3 separate regions of the Mus musculus genome follow, and regions 2 and 3 are each linked to region 1. A link is a contact called in ENCODE POLR2A ChIA-PET data. All regions are on one chromosome and are shown on one strand. Each heading gives the region's core, a stretch centred on a gene start or an enhancer-like site at or near the end of the contact. The rest is flanking DNA. Distances are from core to core; before and after follow the strand shown.

What was found. ChIA-PET counts read pairs that join two places held with the same protein, here RNA polymerase II (POLR2A).
Region 2: POLR2A ChIA-PET joins it to region 1 with 12 read pairs in embryonic stem cell. The contact joins the promoter of Fdxr here to the promoter of Jpt1 in region 1. POLR2A ChIA-PET finds 5 or more read pairs at or near these places in 3 of 5 experiments (Patski and embryonic stem cell).
Region 3: POLR2A ChIA-PET joins it to region 1 with 11 read pairs in embryonic stem cell. The contact joins the promoter of Cdr2l here to the promoter of Jpt1 in region 1. POLR2A ChIA-PET finds 5 or more read pairs at or near these places in 3 of 5 experiments (Patski and embryonic stem cell).

Annotation. Positions count from the first base shown.
Region 1 is chr11:115,511,644-115,516,458 of GRCm38, forward strand. Jpt1 (Jupiter microtubule associated homolog 1) reads right to left here and starts at 2,750. Exons shown (of 5, transcript NM_008258.2): 1 at 2,577-2,750. The coding sequence starts at 2,632.
Region 2 is chr11:115,274,445-115,279,259 of GRCm38, forward strand. Fdxr (ferredoxin reductase) reads right to left here and starts at 2,525. Exons shown (of 12, transcript NM_007997.1): 1 at 2,365-2,525; 2 at 1,635-1,738. The coding sequence starts at 2,443. Fads6 (fatty acid desaturase domain family, member 6) reads right to left here. Exons shown (of 6, transcript NM_178035.5): 6 at 4,183-4,815.
Region 3 is chr11:115,379,979-115,384,793 of GRCm38, forward strand. It overlaps Cdr2l (cerebellar degeneration-related protein 2-like), which reads left to right and starts at 1,938. Exons shown (of 5, transcript NM_001080929.1): 1 at 1,938-2,423. The coding sequence starts at 2,345.

The sequences.
Region 1 (4,815 bases), core at 1,500-3,999:
AGACAAAACCAGCTCTATTCATTATATAAATCAAGATAAATGTGTTATGGTATATACTTGCCACCCTCCCACTCCTGCCTCCCTAGTGCCGGTATAACAGGCTCACACCCCCCAACCAGGTTCCCAGGTAATTAAGTTGTTTAAATTACTACTAAAGGTATAGATAAATTCTGGGGTGATTTTTTAGGGGGGAAGGGAAGTGGGGAGCTGCTGGGGGCAGAACCCAGCGTCTTGCCCAGGCTACGGACAAACCACCACATCTCCAGCTCTACAGGTTCTTTCTTACTGGGTAGAACTGTTTTGAATTTTTACCTTAAATGACTGAAAACACTTGAAATATTAGAATCAACTCCAACGTGCCTCTTTGTCCTCCCTCAATCCCCAGAGAGGGAGGCTTTCATGGCTAAGTGGAATTAAAAGCCCATGGAATTCTTCAGAACCCTAGTGGACTTGGCCAAGAAAAAACAAGGGTGGGGAGCACTAGCACCCAGCTAGCTTACAAATCTGCCAAACCTGCCTAGTCCAACTTTTACTGGTACTATGATAGCAGGTACTACCTCCCCAATGACGTCAGCGTTATAGAGACCATCTGAAACAGAGAGCGGTTCCCAAACAAAGGATTTGCTTGCAAGACAAAGTACTTCAGCTGTGCTTTGGACTCTTTCTTTTTGAACCACATAGATAGTAACTGCTTCAAGGTTGCTGAGTTAAGACCCAAAAATGTCATAGCACAGACAGCAATTTAAAAATTAACTCCTTTCTTCCATCCCGACTCCCATCACCCCAGCACAGCATTCACCACTGAGGCTGCAGAGCAAGCATATTACTGAAGAAAGGGGGTGAAGAGAATTGGTCAGATTTCAGGAGTCGGGGAGAACCTTAGCACCAACACTGGAGGGCAAGCAGTGGCAAAGGAGGCTGCAAACACGTTGTATTTGTCTCATGTCAAGCACGCATGAAAGGCCCTGGGCTCTGAAATGCTCTACAAAGCCTGGAGCTGAGCTTTGAGTCCCAAAAAATAAAACCCAGATTACACATTGTCTTGCCAGGAACCAGTGTCAGACCAGGAAAAGTTGGCCTCATCACACAAAACAAAAACCCAGGGCTCAATCTGTCCCTGTGTCCTTTGTAACAAATTACCTCATTTGAAGGATGACAACAAGAGGGAGTGACCCAGTCTCCTAGGTCTAATCTCCAGTTCTGCCCCGCCCTGTAAGCGCTGACCCCTTCAGTTCCCTTCCATCACACCAATTCTTTTACTACTTCCTGAAACTGAAAGCAGTCTGTAGCTGCCCCAGCTTCCTCATAAGACTACTCAAGGAGGCTGCTTTTTGTCAGCAAGTTGTCAAGCCCCTGTGAGAGACACTGCTGTTCCACGCTGCCTTCTTAGCCCCACAAAATGGCTCCCTTTTGTGCCACTTGGTCGGGACCCCAAGGCTTGGTCACACTCAACTGTGGGTCATCATCAATGGAAAATACATGGCCAGAGAACATGGAACCAAGCCTTTGGGAAGATCAAAGAGATGCCTGAAAGCCAACTTAAGGGACTGTGTGCCACTAGCTGAGACGATGTAGATGGACTCCCTCCGCTGAACAAAATATCTTCACCAAGTTAAGTGAGGGGTAGGAAACGGGTCCCAGTCCAGTCACAGAGCTCCTCCCAAAATGCAGTGTACTGGGGACAAGCAAGATCCCAGCTTCCAGGAAGGGATACTACATACTACTGGAGAGACAATGGATGGCTCCCTAGCCCCGCCCAAGCACAGACAACCTCCTCCTCCAAGAGAAGCCTGCTCTGGGGTGAACTCATTCGGCCAAAGTCAATGGGAGAAGTAAAGAAGGCGACATGGAAGGGCAGAGGTCCGAGGACCTGAGCGCAGAAAACCCATTTGAGCAGGCTCACGGCCCCGCGCATTCGGAGGTGGGCGTGGGGAGGGGGAGGAGACCCGATCTCTCCTTTGTTAGGCGCAGGGAGGCACTTTGATAAGAGAGCTCCTGTCCAGGGCTGGAAGTGGAGGGAGGGGATGACCAGCCCCGCCCTACCAGAGGTGCACCTGCTGCGCAGACACGGACACCCCGGCGGGCCACCACGAGGAAAAGAGCCTGCAGACCAGCCGGATCAGTGCTCAGATTTGCTCGCAGCGCCCAAGGCCGGGGCCAGCACACGCCCGAGCCAGAAGCGGGAGCGCATGGCCCTCATGTGGGACAATGGGCCCAGGGCCCTGCAGGCTCCTTGGGCTCCTGGGAGACCAAGCCCACCATCCTGGACCCGACCAGTGTCGCCGCGGGTGGCTGAAAGAAGATCCTCCCGCACACTCTCACCGACTCCAACCTGCCGTACGGCAAAGGGCCGCCACCCACAGTCCCCCTCAGCTGTCGTTACCGGGGAGAAATGAATAGAAGGGACGACTGGGGCGGGGCCACAAGCCGAGGCAGTCCTGCCGCACAAAGCGGCGCCCACTCCTTACTCTGCCACCCTCCCCCGGGCGCGAGCGCGGTGCTCCCGGCCCGTTACCACCAACGCCCCGCGGTCCCCACAAGCCCTGGAGGGCTCGAGCCCTACCCTGTCGCCTTACCGGGAGCTGTTCCTGCTGTTAGGGTCCACACCCTTAAAGGTAGTGGTAGTGGTCATGGCGCCAAGGGGCGAGGTAGGCTGGCCCTGAAAACGCCAAGGGGGACTGGGACCAACAGGCGCAGACGACTCCAAAAGCTAAACCACCAGGGCTCCACGAGCTTCTACCGCCGCGGGGCTCGCCGGACTCCCATTTTATAGAGCCAATAGGGCCCACCCTCCACATGCCGCCATTGGGCAATTTAAAAAGATCTCTTCATTTCTATTGGTTAGCTACAGTGCTAATCATAGATCGGCGTCAGGACGGGCTGCGCGGGAGACGGCTCGGCCTAAGCCCCGCCCCCTTCCTGTACAGAGAAAGGCCGCTGTGGTCTCCCCTCCTCCACGCCCTCGACAATCTGGTGGTGCTCAAGTGTTCACGGTCACTTTAAAAAGTTACTTGAGGGGCTGTCGAGGTGGCTCATAAGGAAAAGCCCTTGCCACCCAGCATGACAACCCGTGTTCAATCTCCAGGACCCACAACGTGTAAGAGACCCAACTCTCTTTTTTTTTTTGTAGAACATGATTTTAATATTTTCAACTGTTAATACTCAACAAGCAGAATAATTATTTTAAGATATACTTCGTTATTATGTCTTCATTTCTGATTTTATTAATTTGGATACTGTCTCTGTCCCTTATAGTTAGTCTGGCCAGGGGTTTATCTATCTTGTTGATTTTCTCAAAGAACCAGTTCCTGGTTTTGTTGATTCTTTGTATAGTTCTTTTTGTTTCTACTTGGTTGATTTCAGCTCTGAGTTTGATTATTTCGGATACCCAACTCTTGAACCTCTGACCTCCACGCACCCACGCACTGAGACACACACACACACACACATACACACTACCTAGCTACCTAAATAGAAAGCTACCTCAGCAGGATGTGTCGGCACTTCCCTGCAATGCCTTAACTTGGGAGACTGAGGCAGGAGGATCACTTTGAGTTTCAAGCCAGTCTGGTCTAAACAGTGAGACCCTGTCAAAAAGAAATGAGGGGGAGGCAGAGAAGGAAAGCAGGAAAGAGAGAAGGGATGTCGTGTTAAGGCCATATGCTAGTACTGCAGAGGACCTAGGTTCAGTTGCCAGCACTCACAGGGCAGCTCCAAACTGTAGCTCCAGTTCCCTGACCTGGGCAGTTACATGCAGGCACACACATGTACACAACGTAAATCTTTTGCCAGGCGATGTAGCACATGCCTTTAATCCTTTAGTCCCAGCACCAACTCAGGAGTCAGAGGCAGGTGGATCTCCGAGTTCTAGGCTAGCCAGAGTTACACAGAGAAACCGTGTTGGAGAGGGAATTTTTTTTTTTTAAGGTCCGAGGTGGGGGTGCTGCACACCCCTAATCCCAGCACCCTGGAGGCAGAAGCAAGATTTCTTAGCCTCAAAAAGGGCGGGGGGCACACAGTGGTCTACACCTTTGAACCCAGCACTAAGGAGGCAGAAGAGTCTAGGACAGCCAAAGATGTTACACAGAGAACTCCCCCCCCACCCCACCCCCACCCCCCCACCCACCCACCCCACCCACCCTCACCCCTACCCCCCCGTCTAGGAAAAAAAAAAAAAACAGAAACAAATGAAAAGAATTCCTGGATTAGCCTGCGCTAACTGGATTAGCCTGTGCTACACCATCACCCCACATCCCGCTGCCGATGCTTTAGTACCGTCCCAATGTTTGGTTACACCAGCACTCCTCCCTACTCCTGGCAATATAGGGCAGTGCCACTATGCAGGGTAGATGGCTAACAAAAACCGTAAATCCGCTCTTTAACCTGACCAACGTGTAGGAAATAACAATGTTTTCTCCACGCCCCAAATAAGCCTTCAGCTTTCCATGCTTCTGGGTGGAGATGAATGAGACCTTTCACCACTAGGACAATCTTTCTTTCCTTCTTTCTTTTCTTTCTTTCTTTTTTCTTTTTTTTCTTTTTTTGGTTTCTCTGTGTAGCCCTGGCTGTCCTGGAACTCACTCTGTAGACCAGGCTGGCTTTGAACTCAAAAATCCACCTGCCTCTGCCTCCAGAGTGCTGGGATTAAAGGCGTGCGCCACCACTGTCCAGTTTAGGACAATCTTTTTTTTTTTTTTTTTTTTTTTGAGACAGGGTTTCTCTGTGTAGCCCTGGCTGTCCTGGAACTCACTCTGAAGACCAGGCTGGACTGGGAAACCTAATGAAGCAATCTTAAAGAGTCCGTAACAGAAAAAG
Region 2 (4,815 bases), core at 1,275-3,774, 240 kb before region 1:
TTAAATCTGAGCTGAACCCAGAAATGCTTATTTAGATAAAACCGCTCCAGCAGGGAACATGGAGAGCGTCCAAAGAAAGCCACTCAAGTCTACAACGTGGTCAGTGGTCTCTGGGTACCTTGTGATCTGGGCCCTCACCTCTTCACCCCTCAGATACTCAATGGCCTTCTGGAATAGGCTCTGGAATGATGGCTCAGGGCCACTCTCCTTCCTCTGGCCTTCATCCACATAATTCCTCATTCTTGAGGCTATTTTATTCTCATATGCTCCATAAAATACAGTTTGCACACCTCTCCCTCTAGACTGGGCTAGGGGTTACCCCTAGCTTAAGCCCTAAAATACCTTGTAAACCAGCCTCCTCGAGCTACACTGTCAGGTCCATAAACACACCCGCGTGCCTGCAGGTCAAGATCCGCCCACTGAGAAGACACAAAAAGCCCTGCCTTCTAGATCCTATTCATTCCCTCAACCTCAGTGCCCCTTACAAGTACCCTCCCTAATACCAACCACACCACCCACATACCCACCCCAACCCTGAGAACCCCTGGGTCTCCATCCCAGAGCCCAGGCTGTCCTTCAGCAGTGGCCTTGCACTCCAGGCTGACTCATGTCGGAACCTGGGAGCTTGCTGAAGCCCAGACATGACCTTTGGTGCTTCTCAAATATACATTCTCTAGGGACAGCTTCTGGTAGCGCTGACCTGTGTAGATCATGGTATGTAGCTGCAGAGTCATGCATAGGTCACTTCACAGCAGAGGTCTCCATGAGACCCTCCTAGTGTCAGCTCCAGGTAAACCAGGCCACTGGGTCACTCTGCCTTTCAAACATTTGTATGTGATATCAATATAATCATCGTTTTTTCTTCTGTCCCGTTGGTATTACAAGCCCCTCTAAAGTTCAGACACTGTCTTGTCTCAGTCAAGCTCAGTATTCCTTACTTTTTAAAATTACTTATTTTATCACTTTTAGTTATGTATGTTGTGTGTGTGCAAGAATGAAGGGCCAAGCAGAGGCCAGAAGAGGACATTGGGTTCCCTGGAGCTGAGTTGTGAGCCACTGTGTGGGTGCTGGGAACCCAACTCCCATCTTTTGGTCCTCTGTGAGACCATAAACACTCCTAACCACGGAGCCTTCTCTGCAGTACCCCGCCCCCTTCCTCTTTTGCTTTAAGGTCTGAGACAGAGTTTCCAGTACATCTGGCAACCTTGAGGCCCTGTCTGGCAAGACTAATACTGAAAGCTTTGAGACCTTGGCCTTTGTGGAAGAGAATGGTCGTGGGGAGGGCGCAAAGCTGCAGACAAGATTGCCTTGAAATATAAAATGCTGGAGATAAAGAAGCGTAAAGATAAGGGGAGGCGAAAGCCATCCCATTAGACTGAAAAAGACTTCCCTACAAAGCAGAAGACAGCTGCCCATCTGTCCCCAACCACCATCCATGGAACAAATGCATGTCTCTCACAGCTGAGGACCTAGGGCGCCTCAGCTATACCTGTGGAATCAGTTAGAAAGAACACAGCTTACATTAGTCAAAAGCCCCTTCCTTGTCAGACAAACCAAAGGGCTGGAGCCTACCCCCAGAATTGGGACAAGAAATGAATGGTAAGAAGGGAGCCTGGAAGGAGTGCCTCGCTTACCTTTAACAAGTGTTGGGCTGTGTAGAAGCCAGCTGGGCCACTGCCGACCACACAGATCTGAGGGGTCTTCTCCTGTGTGGAGAACTTCTGGCAGAAGCCTGGGGCTAGGTAGAGCAGGGGACAGCAGGGTCAAACCAACACCCTCCTACCACCCCAAACCAATTCTGTCCAGTTGCACCTTGCCTTCACCCTCACCTGCATCTTCCTTTTTCCGTTCCTCAAAGCTTCACCATTTCATCTGAATGCCAGAGCTGTCTTTATCCAGAACCCCATGTCTCACCCATGAACAATAACAAATAATCTGCCCCAGACCCCCTTATCCCCCAAGCTGTCCTGCACAGCACTATCTTTCTTGAGAGGTTCCTTATGTGATCTCATGTCTTCATATGCCCATCACGTTTCTATTTTGCTTTTTTCTAGCCCTTCTTTCCCCCACAGAACTCTATTGCTCATCTCCTCACCTCGAATTTGCCTGTCACCTCCGTTCACCTCGTATCACACATAAAGACCTCATGGTCTATCCTTTTAGCCTTTACTGAGCTGTCTTACCCAGGACGCCTTACATCTCTTTGCACAGATCCTCCCCTCTCCATCACTCCCATTTCTCCCGCAAGAGCAGACACGTTCAGCTTTGCCCCTCTCCAGCCCCGCCTCAGCTCTGCTCGGACCCCCGCTCTTGATCACAGGCCTCCCCTCGCCCTGGTGCAGCCCCCAAGAGCCCTGCTCCTACTCGGAGTGCTCCTGGAGGGAGACGGCCGAAGCCCAGACCACGCGGACCAGCGCCACCAGTGCCAGCAGCGAGGAGCCATGGCTGAGAAGTGCAACCAGCAAGCGGAAGAGCTAGCAATGACTCTAGTGCTGAGCGCAGGTCCAGCAGCCCGCCGAGGACGCTCCTCTGGACCCGCCCATCACTGGAGCCCCGCCCCAAGCCTCGCCTCCCGCTTGCTTAGAAACATCAACTTGGAGACTTCACCAAGATTTCCGAAATAACCACGCCCCCAAAGAGAACCATGCCCCCATCTCGCCAAGGCCCCGCCCCCAGAACGTCCAATCCTCAAAAGCTTATCAAATTTCTCCGGTCTTCCTAGTACCTCCAGATGCCGGAAGTCTAGATTTGAAGAAACGCGAATCCCCTATGCTGTTTCAGTTGCTCTTGAAGAAGGGAGCCAATTGGAAAGGAGCTTACTTTATGTAAAGCTTGCCGCTCGCTGATGACGCAATGCCCCGTTGTCGTTGTTTGAGTGATTTTTGTATCAGCCAATCAGAAGGCCAGAGCCCGGAAGTCTCGTGTATCCGCTATTCTTGACTCCTCGATTTTTAAGTCTGGATGTTGAACTGATGTAGCCTCAAACAGCTACTTGTGCGTGTCAGAGAAGGACAAGTGTTAAACTCTCAAGAGCTTATTTCTAGTCACCCTCTTCCCACGATGGGGGAGGAAACACGCGAAGAAGTTCCCCCTCTGGCACTGAGACCAGAGCCCGACCTTCGACCCTGGTCCGACAGTACAGGGATCAGGGTGAGACCGTACCTTAGGGGGCACCCAAAAGCTCAGTAGTCAAGGTAAATCATTCATATTCCATGTTTTAAAAGAAAATTGATGCAAAGCCTAAAATCAATATCTTTTAAAAGTTTTTTCTAACATTTATATATTTTATTACATTATTTATGGGGGCCGGTGTACACTTGCCACAGCGTTCGCGTGGTGTGTGGTAGTCAGAGGACAGCTTATAGGAGTTGGTTCCCTCCTCTACGTGAATTCCTGGGTTTCAGACTCATTTAAGGCTGAGGGCAAGCAACTTTACCCTCCAGCCGACCCACACATGTTTTCTACACAAGAACAGGACCTGAAGAAGGGTGAATGCTTAATGTGCACATGATCCTGGTTTCGATTACACCACAAAAAATATAATTAAAATAAGGGCAGGACCCATTGTCACCTCTAACCAGACAAGCCCAGTGCTTCTCTGAGAGTCCTTCTCCTTCTTGGAAGACTAACCTGTCATCCTCACAACATCTGATTCTTGTTTATTCTTGTTGAAGATTGAACCCAGGGACTTACAAAATTGCTCTACGTTTTAACTGCCCCCTGCCTCGCCCCGCCCCGCCCCGCCCCTAGCTGAATCTTCTATTCCATAATTCAGGTACAAAGCTAGCCTGGGCTGTATACAGAGTGGCACCTGATCTCACAAAACAGTATGCCACTTGTTTTGTGAGAGGGAAATGGCAGTAGGAACGTGGTCATACCAATGGAAACTGGCTTGACTGACCTGACTGTAATCTGGAATTCTTGGGCCAGATGAACGGCTAGGTGACAGCTTGGTGAACTTCATGCTGAGTCAGTCCATTTCAACTTTCAGGCTGGTCTGCTGGAGCCTTGTGTAGGAGCTTAATAATCCAGAAGTTTCCCCTGTTTTGTATTTCATATTTTTTACACTATTTTAAGAATGTTTTTAGCCATGCTGCGGTGGCACTGGGGAGGCAGAGGAGGGCAGAACTGTGAGTTCGAAGCCAGCCTGGTCTACAGAGAGAAGACAAAAGAACAACAACAAAAATGAAGGTTATTTTTAGTTGAAGTTTGACATACAGAGAAGTGCATTCATTCCCACCATAGTTGATGGGTTATGAGACTGTAGGTGTAATAATGTGACCTACAACCAGACTGAGAACCAAAACTCAGTATCCCAGAATCCTCTGCTCAACTAATCACTCCCCACTTTGTTTGTTTGTTTTGTTTTTCAAGACAGTGTTTCTCTGTGTAACCCTGGCAGTCCTGGAACTCACTCTATAGACCAGGCCAGCCTTGAACTGGTAGAGATCTGCCTGCCTCTGCCTCCCTAGTGCTGGGATCAAAGGTGTGCACCACCATTGATTGGCTCCACCACTTTCTTATTGAGAGGTAAATATGATTCTCTAACATGTCATTGTGTTTTACGCCTGCCCCAGAAGACTAGTAGGTAAGATAAATGCTGCCCACAAGCCTATACATAAATTATTTACGTATGTAGCTTATGTATGTGAATATTTTGTCTGCATGTACATCTGCACACTAGAATTTGGTGTCAGACGGTTGTGAGCTGCTGTGTGTGTGCTGGGAATTGAACTCAGGACCTTTGCATACTCTTAACCACTGAGCCATCTCTCCAACAATAATTTATTTACACATGTACTGTTTTGTTTTGCT
Region 3 (4,815 bases), core at 688-3,187, 130 kb before region 1:
AGGTTTTGCCATATTCTGGCTAGATGTCCTTTTCTGGTTATATCACAACATATATTGAGTGCCTCAAGAATGTTCACACATGCTGGGCAGTGGTGGTGCAAGCCTTTAATCCCAGCACTCGGGAGGCAGAGGCAGGTGGATTTCTGAGTTCGAGGCCAGCCTGGTCTGCAGAGTGAGTTCCAGGACAGCCAGGGCTATATAGAGAAACCCTGTCTCGAAAAACCAAAAAAAAAAAAAGAATGTTCACACATGATGGGTCTCAACAAAAACAAATTACATGAATGCTGGAGGATTAGGAAAACTCCTTTAAGGAAAAAAAAATTCTTGGATGGATTAAAGCATGGCTTTTATGGGTGTAACTGGATATCGGATTTGGGTCTTAAGCAGTAAGAAACAGACCTTAAAGTGAAAAGGGCAGAATACAAGTAACACGTGCCCAAAGTTCATTCCTTCCAGCCTGTTTCCAGACATACAGGTTTTTAAACACTCCAGTTCTTTTTTTAAATGAGTTCTATTTCTATATTTATTTATTCTATATTTATGTGTATGAGTGTCTGCCTGCCTGAATGTATCTATACCATATGCATGCTTCGTACCCAAGGAGGTCTGAAGAGGAGAACTGATCCCCCGGAAGGAGTTCCAGGTGTTTCTGAACCACCATATTGATCTGAGGAATGAATCCTCAGATCTTCTACACGAGCAGTTGAGCCATCTCCAGCCCACGGCCTAGGTTCTTTTTTTTTTTTAAGAATTGTTTATTATTTGTAAGTACACTGTAGCTGTCTTCAGACACACCAGGAGAGGGCATCAGATCCCATTACAGATGGTTGTGAGCCATCATGTGGTTGCTGAGAATTAAACTCAGGACCTCTGGAAGAGGAGACAGCCCTCTTAACCACTGAGCCATCTCTCTAGCCTAAGACTCAGATTCTTAAAGGTAGGTGTGTGTGTGTGTTCACTCATGTGTGTTCATGTGTGTGTAGAGGGTACAGGACAACCTCCAAGTGTTACTGAACAAGGAGCTGTGCACCTTGCTTTTTTTGAAACACGGCCTATCACTGGCCAATTAGGCTAGGTTTACTGGCTACCATCGATCCATCTCTCCTGGCTCCCCAGCTCCCAGAGCTGGGATTTCAAGAACAAGCCACGCACTCTGCTTTTTTTTTTTTTTTAAACAAAACCAAACCTGGTAAGCACTTTTAATGTGCTGAGCCACCTCCTCAACCCCCTTAAAGTAATGTTTAGCTTTGCTTAGTTTAGTTTACAGAAAAACTTCCACACTGTAGCTTAGTCGGGCCTGGAACAAGCTGTGTTAAAAGTCTGGCCTAAGAACTCAAGATAATCCTATTGCTTCAGCCTCCTAACTCCCGTTAGTAGAGGAGGGAACCACTGTGTGTTTTCTATGTGTGAGACTTTATGTAATTACAAGTACCCAGAGGCCAGAGGTGTCAGAATTTCCCTGAAGCTGGCGTTACAGGCTGTTGGGAGCTTCCTGACGTAAGTGCCGGGAACCGAACTCAAATCCTCAGCAAGAACTCTTGACCTCGAGTGTTCCAGCAGCCAAACCCCCATTCAAGGTTCTTAAAGATGTTTCTAATTTAATACCATTTTTTAAAAAGTTCTTCGGATATATCAGTGGGTCAGCACGTTCTCCGCAGGTGAGGACCACTGTGGACATCAGACAGACCCTTGCTCCCAGGAGAGCCAGAAGGACAGATAACAAGCAAACAAAATAATTCCAGATGGACGTAAATAAAAGTCGGACGTGGAGGAAAAGCAGGACAGAGGGTTGATCCAGCAATTCCCGGACCAGGACACCAGGAAGGTCCTTGCCTTCGGTCCCGCCCCTTATTTGCATACGTCTTTTGATTGGTCTCCGGCGGCAGGTCCCACCCCGCAAAGCTGGCGGCCTGGGAAGCTGAAAGCGGGCCGGGCGGAGATGCAGCGGCGGCTCCGGGTGTCGCGGCGCGGGCCGGGCGGTGTGCGGGCCGGAGGCGGGCAAGGGGTACCCGCCGCTGCATCCGCACTCTGCTGACGCCCTAGCCCTGCAGGTGGTCCCGGGTGGTCCCAGCTGTCGTCCCACTTTGCAGTCCCCACCCCTCCGCCCTTTGTGCCGCCGCCACCCGGCGTCCCCAGTTCGGCGGGACCCGGGGAGCGCGGGAGCCAGAGGCCCCGCTGGGCGCACGGGGCCGGCAGCGGATGGCGATCACGGGCGGAGGGCGCAGGGGCGCTGCAGCCCGAGCTCCCGACGTTGGAAGCCCGGGCCGCCTCCGCCGCATTGTCCCGGGCTGCGAGCCCAGGCCCTGAGCTGCCGCAGCGCCCGCCCACCGCCACCCGCGGGGCCATGCGGAGAGCCGCGGGGATGGAGGACTACTCCGCAGAGGAGGAGGAGTCCTGGTACGACCATCAGGACCTGGAGCAGGGTGAGCGCGTTGGGGAGGGAAACAGCGTGTGCCCCAAGACCCCTGACCACTACTCCATTGTTGGGCGGTATCCCCAAGAAAAGGGCTAGGCTGGACCTGGTGAGCCCAACGGAGCATGATGCGTCTTGAGAATGGGGACGTGGACCGAGAAGGGCGCTGCCCTGGAATATTCTGACGCTGGAGAGAGACTTGCAAAAGTGTCCAGTTGACAGGGCATCCATCGCCCTTCTCATTTTAGTAGCAGCACCTACTCGCGTGCCCCGGTAGGGTATTGTTAGGGGGCCCGATTGCTAGGTAGAATGGAAGTCTTGGGGCCCACAGAGGATTCTTGTTACTTTTGCTAAGAATGCACTGTATATTGAGATAGGTCATCTCTCCAGATCAACAGCACCTGTCCGGGCTAGAATTTCTGAGCTCTAAGACTTCCAGAAAGTTTCCCCAACTCGCTTCCCTCTGCCCAGAAAGGGGGTGGTGCATGCTCACGCCTGCGAAGAAGCTGAAAGTCTCCAATCTGCCTTCCCAAGAGAGGCGTTCCCTGGTCCTTCCCTGCATGGGGCTTCCACCCAAGTGGCTCAGGATGTGAAGGGGTCCTTTAGCAATTTCAGACTTTGCCAAATGAGATCCCTGGGGAAAGAGGGAGCCACTTCCGTGGCACTCATCTAGAAAATGACTAGAGGGGAGTTAGAAGCTGGTGATGAGGTGGCTAAAATGACATCACTGAGAGGTGGAGCCGACCTGACAAGAAGGCCCGAGAGGGTCAGGGTCAAGGCCAAGGCCTGCCGAAGTAGTCAGACCCCAACCTCCTCTCTGCTGGTTCTTACTGAAACCCTGAGGGTGAGGGTCACCTGCATGCTCTGAGGTATTAAAACACAAGCCTGGCACAGTGTGTGTGTGCCACAAAGGCCGGTCTCCATCCTTAGGGCCCAGAGCCCTGGTTTTGCCAAGATGGGAAACATGCACTTGGATCCTGGAGCCTTTGTCTCCTGACCCACTTCCCCATGCAGCTGAGCTTCACCTGCAGATGAGGGGCTGTCCCTGTGCTTGTCAGTGAATCAGAACCTTGGGAGAGCTCCGCAGGGTAGAGAGTGTTGGGTTAGGCATTGCTATGCCATGAGCTTCTGTGACACCTCTTCTCTGTCCTGGCCACTACCCCTAAAACTTTACTCTCTAAACACCTACTGGCCCCATGTGAGCTCCAGACATCAGCCTGGGACCTGGGCACAGTCACAGCCTGACCCTCTGGGCACACAAGGGCTGATGGGGTAGGCCCACTTGTATGCTGCTCTAAGTGTAAGTGATTATGGGATGGCTTCCTGGGAGAGGCTAGCGCAGAAGGAAAGATGAAAAGCCGATTTCTGGCGAAGATAGCCTCTAGGGGAGGCAGATGCTAATACCATGGCGGTCGTCTCATTTAGTTCCCGCACCCCTAATGAAGGCTTGGCACCATGCCCAGCCCAGATGTGGGAGGAAGAAGAAGCCTTGCAGTAGGGGTGGGAGATGTGTGGCTTCTGCCAAGGGACAGGAACTGCCATTCCAGCAGGATTGATAAGCCCCAAACACTCCCTGCTTCTTGGGTCCTGCTGATCAGGCCTGCAGCTCTGGTCGTAGACAGAGCTCAGGAACCAGGATGATACCCAGTAATGAAACACGTTATAAAGACAGAGGCCCTTCCTTCTAGATGCTGTGCCAGCATCTAGGGATGGAATCACCATCCTCCTGATCCTGAATTCCAGCGGAGGAGACGGAAGTGGGAAGTTAAAGTAACCACTGTGGGACAGCATAGTCCCCTCAGCAAAGAGCTCTGAAGGAGGGCACGCTGGGAGAAGGGATGTTTGTAACCAAGGCCTGGGGCCAAATGAAGGACAGGAAGTAGGGGACAAAGGAAGCCTAGCCACGTAGCTCCGCATGCCAGGCCAGGAGAACTGGGCAATGGGGTGGAGCGTCTGCCAAAAGACAGTCATGTCAGAGGGCCCGTTTGTGTTCCACTTTGTACCCAGTCCCCAAATTCTGTCCTTCCCATCCGCCCAGACCCACAGAGGGATTTCTGACCCCACACATTGGAGTATCCTTCCTGCCCGCTTGCCCTTACCCTGGGCCAAGCCCCAACTTCACTCCCCAAAGAAATTGTCCCCAGAGATTGTGTTTGGCTTTAGTGTGGCTCTGTCCCAGAGGCAGGAGGCGGGGGTCTTAGATTTGCTAGATTCCTTCCACCCACTAACTTGAGCACCTATAAAAATAGTAAGAAGTCATGAATTAATTATAAGCGCTGGCTCTTTCTTCGCCCTCCCCCTCCCCCACCTGTGACCACCTCTGTCCAGGCTGAGGGATGGCTGCTGAGTCACAGATTTTGAGAGCTGACCTCCCTTCCTGCCTAGCCTGACCTTGATTCCTC